Linked DNA regions of Mus musculus: region 1 is linked to region 2. Evidence: chromatin contacts called from ENCODE Hi-C or POLR2A ChIA-PET data. All regions are on one chromosome and are shown on one strand. Each heading gives the region's core, a stretch centred on a gene start or an enhancer-like site at or near the end of the contact. The rest is flanking DNA. Distances are from core to core; before and after follow the strand shown. Region 1 overlaps Rnft2 (ring finger protein, transmembrane 2). Region 2 holds the start of Hrk (harakiri, BCL2 interacting protein (contains only BH3 domain)).

What was found. A loop is a pair of places that touch in the nucleus more often than their neighbours do. ChIA-PET counts read pairs that join two places held with the same protein, here RNA polymerase II (POLR2A).
Region 1: a map of left cerebral cortex shows a loop between it and region 2 (3-fold over the local background). The contact joins the enhancer-like site here to the promoter of Hrk in region 2. A Hi-C loop is called at or near these places in 3 of 37 maps with a recorded cell type or tissue (all left cerebral cortex). POLR2A ChIA-PET finds 5 or more read pairs at or near these places in 1 of 5 experiments (embryonic stem cell).

Annotation. Positions count from the first base shown.
Region 1 is chr5:118,212,584-118,218,055 of GRCm38, reverse strand. All of the region lies in intron 7 of Rnft2 (ring finger protein, transmembrane 2), which reads left to right. Among named protein-coding and RNA genes, the nearest start is that of Rnft2, 30 kb to the left of the region's middle. Within about 2 kb of position 3,520, at least 1 of the 3 ENCODE cell types and tissues checked has a DNase peak (open chromatin) inside an H3K27ac peak, as active enhancers do.
Region 2 is chr5:118,168,478-118,173,327 of GRCm38, reverse strand. It overlaps Hrk (harakiri, BCL2 interacting protein (contains only BH3 domain)), which reads right to left and starts at 3,564. Exons shown (of 2, transcript NM_007545.2): 1 at 3,200-3,564. The coding sequence starts at 3,545. The coding sequence ends at 3,267.

The sequences.
Region 1 (5,472 bases), core at 2,271-4,770, 45 kb before region 2:
ATGCCCCAGCCCTCTGCCACCCAGCACCCCAGCTTCTGGCTCAGGGGACTATTTTTGTTTGTTTTGTCCCCTCCTGCACCTTTACTCTGTCCCCTGGGAGACTCTCAAAGGCTCCAGTCAGCCACCAAGGGAGACAGCAAGGACAGGACCCAGTGAACACCTGGGAGTTCTCACACCTTGCACACCTTAGCTCACACATACCTGTGTGTGTGTGTGTGTGTGTGTGTGTGTCTGTGTGTCTGTGTGTGTTCGGGGAGGAAGAGGGGGAGGAGTTTACATTATTTATTTATTTACCCCTCTCTGCCCTACTCCACACCCCCCAAGCTGTTGTTCCCCACTGGGAAAAATGAAAAACAGCCTCAGACAACAGCAGACAAAGCAGACCACATGGCCCCCGCAGTTTAATTTCCTTTAATTCATTTTATATTGAACCAAATGATACTGTTTGTTTTTAATGGCAAACACTCAGCACGGAGGAGGAGCAGCCGGGATCCTGGGGGAAAAGCAGGAACACAGCTGCTGTTGAAATCCCGGCTCCTTCTATCCCCAGCCCCCAATCCCAACTCCCCAGCTCCCTGGGAAATAGGTTTCCAGGTTGAAGGATGACACCCTTCTCCAGCTCGGCTGGTGGCTGTCTAGAGGGCAGCCCTGGCTGTGCCCCAACTCTGACACCCAACCTAGGGTGGCCCCAGTGGAGAAATGGAGGCCCAGGCCAGGCTCTGTGGCTGTTCTTTTTCAGTGCTGCTGCTTGCTTATCACTGGCAAGCAGGACCTACCCCATGCTCAACCTCAAGGCATGGACAGGACACATGGAAGACACAGCCCAAGCGCACTCCTTAACTCCAGAGCCCGAGGCAGCCTCATAAGGGGATCCACGGCAGCTCCTGTGCTCAAGAAACAAAGACAGGGGCAAGAATAACCACCTACATCCAGACCAACTATCCGGGGCCTGCCCTTCTGTGGGCTGGATGAGGTCTGGTGCCTCTTTGAAGCCTTCTATGATCCTAGCTCTTCAAGACCCCTTTTTGCCGAGCTGGGCCTTAGCCGATAACTATTCTTACACGTGAAGAGAACTCAAACTCTGAAGCCCCTGGGCAAGGAGGCAGAGGCCTTGGCCCTGATCGTGGTCTTGGTGAGGCCAAGCCAACATGATAGATGCCAGAGGAGCTCATCTCTAAGGCCTCCTCATGCTGCAGGGGGAAGCCACACCTGCTCTCTTGTCCACACTCAGAGATTCAGACATCTGTTCTGCTGGTAAGAAAAGCAGGGTAGTTGTGGGGTCTTGTGACTCATTCACAGGTGTGATCGTCTAGGATCGGCTTCTACCCTCCCTTCGGCCAGCTGGACGCTGTGCTGGAGCTGCCCTCAGAGTTAGGGCTTCCAAGCTCAACCTTCCAGTGCAGCAGGGCCAGGTAAGGGAGCAGGCATCTCAAAACAGCCACCCACAAGGCTGCTCTAGTCTCACTCACTCTGTAGCCATGAATGGACCCAGGGCAAGTCTCCTGCCTCAGCTTCCCAAGTGCTGGAATTACAGGTGTGTGCCTGTCGTGATTGGGGCAGAACTGGACAGTGGGAAGCCAGAAGGTCCTTCCAGAGGAGCCAACAGCCACAGCACGGGTGTGACTTTCCAGATTATAGTAGAAAGGCTCATTGCTTACAGTGATGTCCGCCAAGCTCTCACCATGAACACGTACTGTCACGATATCCAGAGGCCAGAAAAGCCCGGCAATCCGTACTTCGGACAAGGCAGGGAGGCCAGAGTCAACTGTATCCTACCATGCCGCTCATCCTGTGGGTACAGGGTGGCAGCTTCCCAGATGACGGGATCCACATGCCCCTCTAGTAAATGGCAGCAGCTTGCATCCAGGGCATGGCCCTGCTCCCATTTCCTCTACCAGCCCTCCTTCCCAGAGCTGAAGCTGGCCTGGGAGCGCACTGGTGTGAGCCTCCACTTTCTCTCCTGTTCACAAAGGCTCCAAGGTGTTAGGAAAGAGCAGGCCTCTAAGCCACCCACGATGGTGTTGCCTTTGGTCCTGGCACTCAGGGAGCAGAGCTTTGTGAGTTCAAGGCCAGTGTCTAGATAGTGAAGTTCAGGCCAAACTGGTCTACATAGTGAGGTTCAGGTCAGCTAAGGCTACATAGTAAAACTGTCTCAAAATAAATAAATAAATAAATAAATAAATAAATAAATAAATAAATAGGAAAAGAAAAGATGCAGAAATGTGGGCCAGGCAGTGGTGGTGCACGCCTTTAATCCCAGCACTTGGGAGGCAGAGGCAAGTGGATTTCTGAGTTTGAGGCCAGCCTGGTCTACAAAGTGAGTTCCAGGAGAGCCAGGGCTACACAGAGAAACCCTGTCTCAAAAAAAACAAAAAAAGCTGGGCGAGGTGGCACACACCTTTAATCCCCAGCACTTGGGAGGCCAAAGCAGATGGATTTCTTAGTTTGAGGCCAGCCTGATCTACAAAGTGAGTTCCAGGACAGCCAGGGCTATACAGAGAAACCCTGTCTCGAAAAACAAAAGAAAAAATTTAGAAATATGTGCAGATTTTAAAGGAAAGACATAATGGAACTCCCATGACACTTTCTGTGGCCATCTATCTCCTTTTCCGTTGTCCACATGTCTGCCTTTTGTACATTTGTCTGTCTCCATTCTCAACAAAGCTATTGATCATGCACGGAGCAAACATGGAATATACCCAGTTTTACTTCCAAGTCAGACTGGAGTTTGACTGTCAACACTACCCAAGCCCATAATTTTTTGCCTTCACCTCTAAAATATTTATCATGCACAGTCTGACAAACACTGGTGTGGTGTAGGGATTGAATAAAAGTTCCAGGTGAGGAGGCAGGGCCCACCCCCTTTGGTGGTGATCATCAACCATAAGCCATCAGATCACAGTCTGTACTACTCAAGAGTGAAAGTAAATCTTGGGCACTGGAAAGATGGCACAGCAGTTAAAAGCCCAGGCTGCTCTTGCAGAGGACCTGGATTTGACTCCCAGCACCCACAAGGCTGTTTACAGCCATCTGTAACTCCAATTCCAGGGCACCCAATACTGTCTTCTGACCTCCGTGGGTACCAAGCACACATATGGTGTGCATACCTAATGCAGACAGAGACACACATGCATACATTCATACACATAAAACCGCATCCTGGAGACTTGGGTCAATGGGAAGGGCTCTCAGTGGTGACTACAATGGTCAGGTTTCTCTGCAGTGGGCTTGGCCCCGTCCTGGAGCTGGGACACCCGGCTGCCTTAAATGCGAAGCCTGCTAAGGACACAGTACAGCCGCAAGTCTGAAACATCGCCTAGACTGTCAGTCACCCAAAGAGCTCCGCACTCCTTGGGCTCCGAGGTCTCTTGGTGCGTGAGTGATGTCATCGTCCTGCGCCGTCCCGCGGGCCAGGGGCACTCCAGATTGCTGGCAAGGAGCCTGTTGTGGGGAGCTGGGGAGGCCACGATGATCTCATCCACCTGGGAGAGGCTGGCAGGCCGCTGACGGCATCGCAGCGCCTGTTGCCAAGCAACGCAGAGCCGGTGGCCCCACCCCAGCTTCCTAGATTCTGGGTTGCTCTCCCCTTCTTTCTCCTGCCAGCGTTCGCTTCTTCTTGCTCCTTCCTCCTCCTCTCTCCTTCTTCCCTCATCTTCCCCTCTTCTCACATCTCACTATATTTCTTAGGCTCTTGTTTTCTAACTAACTCACGGATGTCTTGAAGCACCCCACAGAATTAAGCCCTTGCTTCTCTGCCTCTGATCAGCTGTGGGGACAGCGTGAGAGCACTAAGTTTTCCATGCACAGCCTCTCCTCACCCACCAGGCAGCCCGTCTCCTTTACTGTCCCTTCGCTCTCTGCTCAGATAGTCCTCTAAATGGCTTAGTGTTTGAGTTGTCTAATCTCGTGCATGGATTTGGTCATAACCACCTCCCTCTCAGAGGGGCTCTGGCTGTGCAGTTAGTTCCTGCTTGACATGTGCTAAAGAAGGAGATTATAAAACAGGCCTGGTGTGGTACCTGTAATCCCAGCCCTTGGGAGTCTGCAGCAGGAGGATTATAAACTCCTGGCCAACCTGTTCAGTAGCCTTTTCTATCAGGCCACTGACTAGCTCATTTCTCTCCTGTCTTTGGCCCAGTCTTTTTCCCCATTGTCCTCTCTGCCTCTTTTTTTTTTTTCCTGTGTTCCTCTCAGCAGTCTTTCCAGCTTCTTCTCCCAGAGCTCAGAGGTCAGGTAGGAGCCTCCTCTCTTGGAGGAGTCCCGATGCGCCCCTCCGTCCCTGGCTTTGCCCTTCAGATGGTCGCTGGCGCTGTTTTGTCCTGAGGGTGCTGGCAGCTGAGGCCCCAACATCCCAGCAGCCTGGGAAGTCATTTTCCTAGAAAAACAAGCCTTTATTTTCAGCCCTCTTTGTCAGCTTGAAAAAAAAAAAATGCAAACAGGAAATGGGGCTGAGGAGCCCCTCTGCCCTCAAGACTACAGTATTTTTCATTTATCCCCCCCCCATTAGAGGAGGCTTTGGGGTACATCCAGGCTGTAGATGCAGACAGTGAAGCTATCTACCTGCCTTTGCTGGACCCTTAACTTCCCAGGGGGAACCCCTGGCTCTCTGTACAGTTTTGAAAGAACTGTCATGGGGCCTTCCCCACCATGGCCATTCAGAGAATCAGGTGACCAGAAGGAGGCTTAACTGCAACTGGACCCTTCCAACATTTGCTATGTACTTTGGTGCCCAGGCTCAGGAGGAAACACAAAACCAGCCTTTTCTGTGGGAATTCAAGCTATTAAAAGTATTGCTAGCCGGGCGTGGTGGCGCATGCCTTTAATCCCAGCACTGGGGAGGCAGAGGCAGGTGGATTTCTGAGTTCGAAGCCAGCCTGGTCTACAGAGTGAGTTCTAGACAGCCAGGGCTACACAGAGAAACCCTGTCTCAAAGAGCAAACAAAACAAAACAAAAAGTATTGCTACTGGCTTCCATCGTCTTAACATACCTGCTAAGTCCAGCAATTTTTTTTTCAAGCTGAGAGACTTGGAGCAGGTTCCCTTACCACTCTATGCCTCTGGCACTGACTCTGTATGAGAGTGTCAGCTGTAGTTGGACTTTGGACTTTGGTTACTTTGTGGGTACTTGTTTAATTCCATCCTTCTCCATTTCTCTTCTTCCACCCTTCCAACCCCTAACACGAGGTAGGAGAGAAGGGATAGAGGGGAGGGGGAAGAATGAGATCCTGGATAAAGTTGGGTAGGAAAGGGAGTGGCCGTTAGACTATTTCCTGCCGATTAGGGGAATATCAAGTTCCTTGGGGGCAAGTTTGATCTTTGCCGTCAGGACATCTAATTTCTTCTCCTCCTCTCTTTGCACACAGCTACTTAACAAACAGCAACCCATGAACAGCCGCACTCTCAGGGCCCTAACATTGATTCATGTAGCCTCTGAAAGTCCCCAGAATTCTGTATGACACACACTCATGAGAG
Region 2 (4,850 bases), core at 2,315-4,814:
GACTATGGCCAAGGGTGGAAAAAGATTCCAGCTGTTAAATGGTCAGTAATGGTCATGGTAGCTCACATCTGCAACTGCTTTATTTATTATTGTTGTTATTGTTATTATTATTATTATTATTATTTAATTTGGTGCCATAATCCATCACGGAGCCACACAGGAGCCCCAGCCCTTACAGCCACCTCAGAAGCAGTAAGAATTGTTCCTTCAACCCTCCTAAAGTCACCTGTGCTGTAAGCTCATTGCTAATATTATTGTCCCCGTGTTGAGTATGGAAGAACTGAGCCTTTGGGGCTTTATTTCTTTTTTGTCTCTTTTATTAGTAACTTTGTGGACCAAATGTTACTGGCTCACAGCTGGGGCAAAGAACAAATTTGCTGGGCCCACTGACCCTGGTTAAAGCTAAGCTCTTAAAAGATATCCCCCAACCCAACACCCTCCCAGAGACCAAGGTAGACCAGAGCATTCTCATCCCCATCCCCACCCCCCACCCCCCTCCCCCACCCCCCACCCCCGCAATGCTGGGGAGAGCATCCCACATCTAGTACACAGAACTCAACCGATTACCCTCTCGGCCGGCTTTCCTGGCTCTAGCCAACTAGGGCAGACTGGAAAATGAGGGTGTGGTCATCTTGTTACCAGATGAAGGGAGTACCCCCGACAAGGGCTTCAGGGGTGCAAGGGACCATCTAGAGGAAAGCGCCGGCACTTCCAGGGGTCAGGAGCACAGAGAAGTGAGAACCCTGGTGGGTGTGGCAGCTAGGAGGGGAGACGTTGTAAGCAGAAGCCAGGAAGGAGTTGGGGGCGGGAGTCAGGACGCAGCACGGAGCTATCTCTGGGACGGAAACGGAGCTAGAATAGAAAGTTAATTCTAAAGCGAAAGTTATCTCTTGTTTCCCTTGCACACCACATCCATACCGTACCACGGGGCTCCAGTTTCCCAACTTCTTGTCAGAGCTCAGAGTGGAGCGCCGGGCCTGCGTGGACCGCAGCCTCTTTTTCGGGTTCCCTGAGCACCCCAACTCCCGACATGCATGCACACCGATACAGGCTCTCGCCCTCGCCCGGAGTCTTGAGTGGAACGACACTAACAGCACTTCTGCCATCCCGCCTGTGCTCCTAGACTCCCGAGTTAACATCCCTGCCCACCCCTCGCTTCTATTAGAGATTTCCTTCCCTCCCCATTCACTTCTGCACCCTCCATTTCTCCCCCACGCCCCCACTCTCCAATTCATAACCAGTATGAATTTCCCTTCTCTTCCTCCCTCTTTCTCCTCCCAAAGTCTACATTTTGGGAGTCAAAGCTGTGGCACCCTTCAAAATATTAGCCCCACCCCCCGGGATTCCGCAGCAGCGGTACTTTTGAAAGGGAGAACAGAGAGGAGGCGCGCAAGGGACCTTCAGAGCCAGGGAGCCGGGCCGCAGGGCGCCCCGAAGCGACAGTTCTCTTCGCCAGCGCCCGGGCTGCGCGGGCCCACGCGACATCTGTCGCCCGCGCTCCCGGCTCACACCCCGCTCACCCCCGCAGCTCCTCGGGCGCTGCCACCCCCCACGCTCCGGCTGCCGCCTCTCCCTGCGGCGCCGCGCCAGCTTCCTAAGGTGTCTGCGCGCCCGTCGGGCAGGGCTGGGATCAGCCCAGAGCATCTCAGGGTCTCTGGCTACCTTACCTGTGATCTTCACATTCCGACCCATTCTCGGAAGTCAGCCTAGTTCCCACCCACCCCACCCCGTTTTATGAAGCCTCTGCACTAGAAATCTAGAAAGGCGACCCCGACCGACACTTCTTGCTCCCCCAAACCGCCTAGCCCGGTACCTGGCACACAGCGGGTGCTCACAGGTCACCCTACCAAGGACCCACCTATAGCCTCCCGATATCAAACATTAGGCACCCAGCACCCAGGGACGGTCCGGAGCACACAGCAGGCGCCCACACCTCTCGCCGTCGCTGGGGAAGGTGATAGGAGGCCAAGCTGTAAACCGCGACACCTCGTGGTAAAAGGAGCAACAAAGTTACCCAGGAGATGGGACCTTGATGTGCGCCTGCCTTGGAGAGAGGACCACGACCTACCCCTGAGAAACTTCCACGGGAGCGGGGGTGGGAGGAGTTGGGGGGTCATAGAGAATGGGGATCACCACAAACTGCAGACCCTTGAGGAGACGGGAGTTGGCAGTGGAGATATGGAGACCTGGTCAAGTTGGAATACCAGGCGGTTTGAAAAGGGCCGGGGACTCGAGAACCTGTGGTGCATAATTAGGGGAGACTCTTAGCTCGGACTGGTGCAGTTCTACTGCGTGTGTTTACTGGGGCTGGCAGCGATTGTGGTGGCTTACGTCCTTCTAAAACCACTATGCTGCAGAGGAAGGAGGAGGAGAGAGAAGAGGGAGAAAGGAGAGAGGGGACAGTGAGGAGAGAGAGAAGGGGGGGAGAGAGAGAGAGGTGGAGAAGGAAGGGGGGACACGGGGTAGTGGGAGAGGAGAGAGAAAGCAGACTGGAGAAAGGGAAAACAGGAGAAAGTGGAAAGGCAGAGGAGAGCTACACAAGGGGAAGAATAACGTGAGCCAGGGGATTGGAGAAAGAAGAGAGTGAAAACACTGAAGAGAGATGAGAGTGAGGGAGAAGAGAGAGGAGTGGGGAGGGGGGGGAGAGTGAAGACAGAACAGAGACAGGGGAGCGGGAGGAGAGGGGGAGGAGGTAAGGAAAAAGAGGAGAGAGAGAGGGAAAGGAAAGGGAGAGGAAGGAGAAGGGGAGGAGGGAAGGAAAAAGAGGAGAGAGAGAGGGAAAGGAAAGGGAGAGGAAGGAGAGAGGGGGAGAGAGTGGAGATGGAGAGTGGAGGGAAAGAAGAGAGGAGAGAGATGAAGGAGGGAAGGAGAGAGGGAGAGAGAGGAAGGAGGGAGGAAGAGAGAGAGGGAGAGAAGAGAGAGGGGGAAGGAGAAGGGAGGAAGAGAAGAGAGAAAGGAGAGAGGAACAGAGGGAGGAGGAGAGAGAATGAGGGAAGAGAGGGAGGGAGAGGGAGAGAGAGAGAGAGAGAGAGAGAGAGAGAGAGAGAGAGTAGGGGGGATGAGGCGGAGCAGATACTCGGGGTCTGGATAAAGAGGGACAGAGGGCAAGCGAAGAGTAGGAGACCGGGTCCGCTGTTCCTCGCCGAGGAGCCCTGGCTCCCGCTGTCGCTGTCGCTCTCCCGCCCGCTTGCCCGCGTACCTGTTGCTCGGTCCGGGCTGGGTCTCGGCTCCGGTCCCCCCCACCAAGAAGGCCCCGCGCGCGCCGCCTACGCGCTCCGCCTGCCGAGCAGCCAGGCCGCCAGCGCCGCCACCTGCGCGGCCGCGCACAGCCAGGGCCAGCGGGCGCGGAGCGCGGGCAGCAGCGCGGGCAGCGGGTCCCGGGGCCGCGCGCGACGCCGCATGGCGCGTCGGTGCAGCTCGTCGCCCAGCGCCTGCAGCCGCAGCGCGGTCACCTGCGCCGCCGCCCAGCGCAGCCCGGGGCGAGCGTCGCCGCAACCGCACACGGCCGGGGGCCCGCGGCCGCGATGCCGGGGACACGGGCACATGGCGTGCGGAGGAGCCTCCCTGGACCCCAAGTTTCGCCCTTCACCGCGCGTTTGTTGTGCTGACGGCGCTATTATTAATTAAAGTGTCACATGGTGGAGGGGGCGGGGAGGGCGCGGGGAGGGGGTTACATCATCCGGCCCGGGGGGTGGGGAGTGTGTGCAGGAGAAAAAGCCGAGAGGTAACTTTTAACCCTCGAGACGCCGGCAGGGCGGGGACAGGCAGGGATGCGGGGCTTCGGGAATGCTGGCCCGGGGTCCGCTGTTTCGCTTCCCGGGCTGCGGGAGGCTCCAGCTCGGAGATAGCCTGGAAAGCCAGCTCGGTGCGCACTGTGAATTGAGCTCCGGGAGAATTCGGCCGTAATGCGAAAAGATCCCCGGGCTGTTGTGTGGCCTGGGTGGTGGGAGGCAGGGTTCAAGCCGACTTGCCCTGTTTCGGGACAGCCTCCGCACCTGTCAGCCTCCGGGTGGGTGCACACATTCCTGACACGCGTTCGCACCCCCTTCTGGTGACCTGACTTAAGCGCACCCCGGGGTGGGAGCCTGAACCCTGAAATGAAGGCGGGGGACCCGGGATGGGTTGGACTCCAACTTGGGCGAGTCGCCTTTGCACTCAAGACATCTCCCCACCCCCCACCCCCCACCCAAGAACGTGGTTCTAGAGAGAAGTTCTTGCAGCCTGCTTACTTTGTAGGCTTTATCTTTTCAAACGGGGTCAGAGTTTGCTGGCGACCCTGTAAGGCTTTGCCTTGGTGCCCAGTGAGGTTACCTAACCCAAAGGAAGACCAATCCAGTTTTGCTCCAGCTCCAGCCTGGGAAGTCCTCTGGGGAGGGTGCCGACCAGTGAGGAGGCTCCTGGGACTCCTTAGGGTGCTAGAGAGACCCGCCCACCATGTCCAAGCCACTGGATTTTGGACAGCTTTGGGATTGGGGCCTGAAGGAGCAGGGAAGTGGTCCATATACAACCTGGTCCATATAGTGGTTTCAGGCCAGCCACAGTTACAGAGAGAATCCTTTATTTAAAAACCCCAAAGAGTCAGGGATGCCTCTGTGGGTAAAGGTGCTTGCAACCGAACCTGATGACTTAATTTCAGTCCTGTGAATCCGTGTGTTCCAAAGACAGAAATCTGATACCCACAGATTGTCCTCTGACCTCCATATGTACTACCCTATGTGTATGCACATAAGATAGATAGATAGATAGATAGATAGATAGATAGATAGATAGATAGATAGATAGATAGATAGGAGATAGACAGACGTATTCAAACAGAAAACAAGTCGAGCAGTGGTTGTACACGCCTTTAA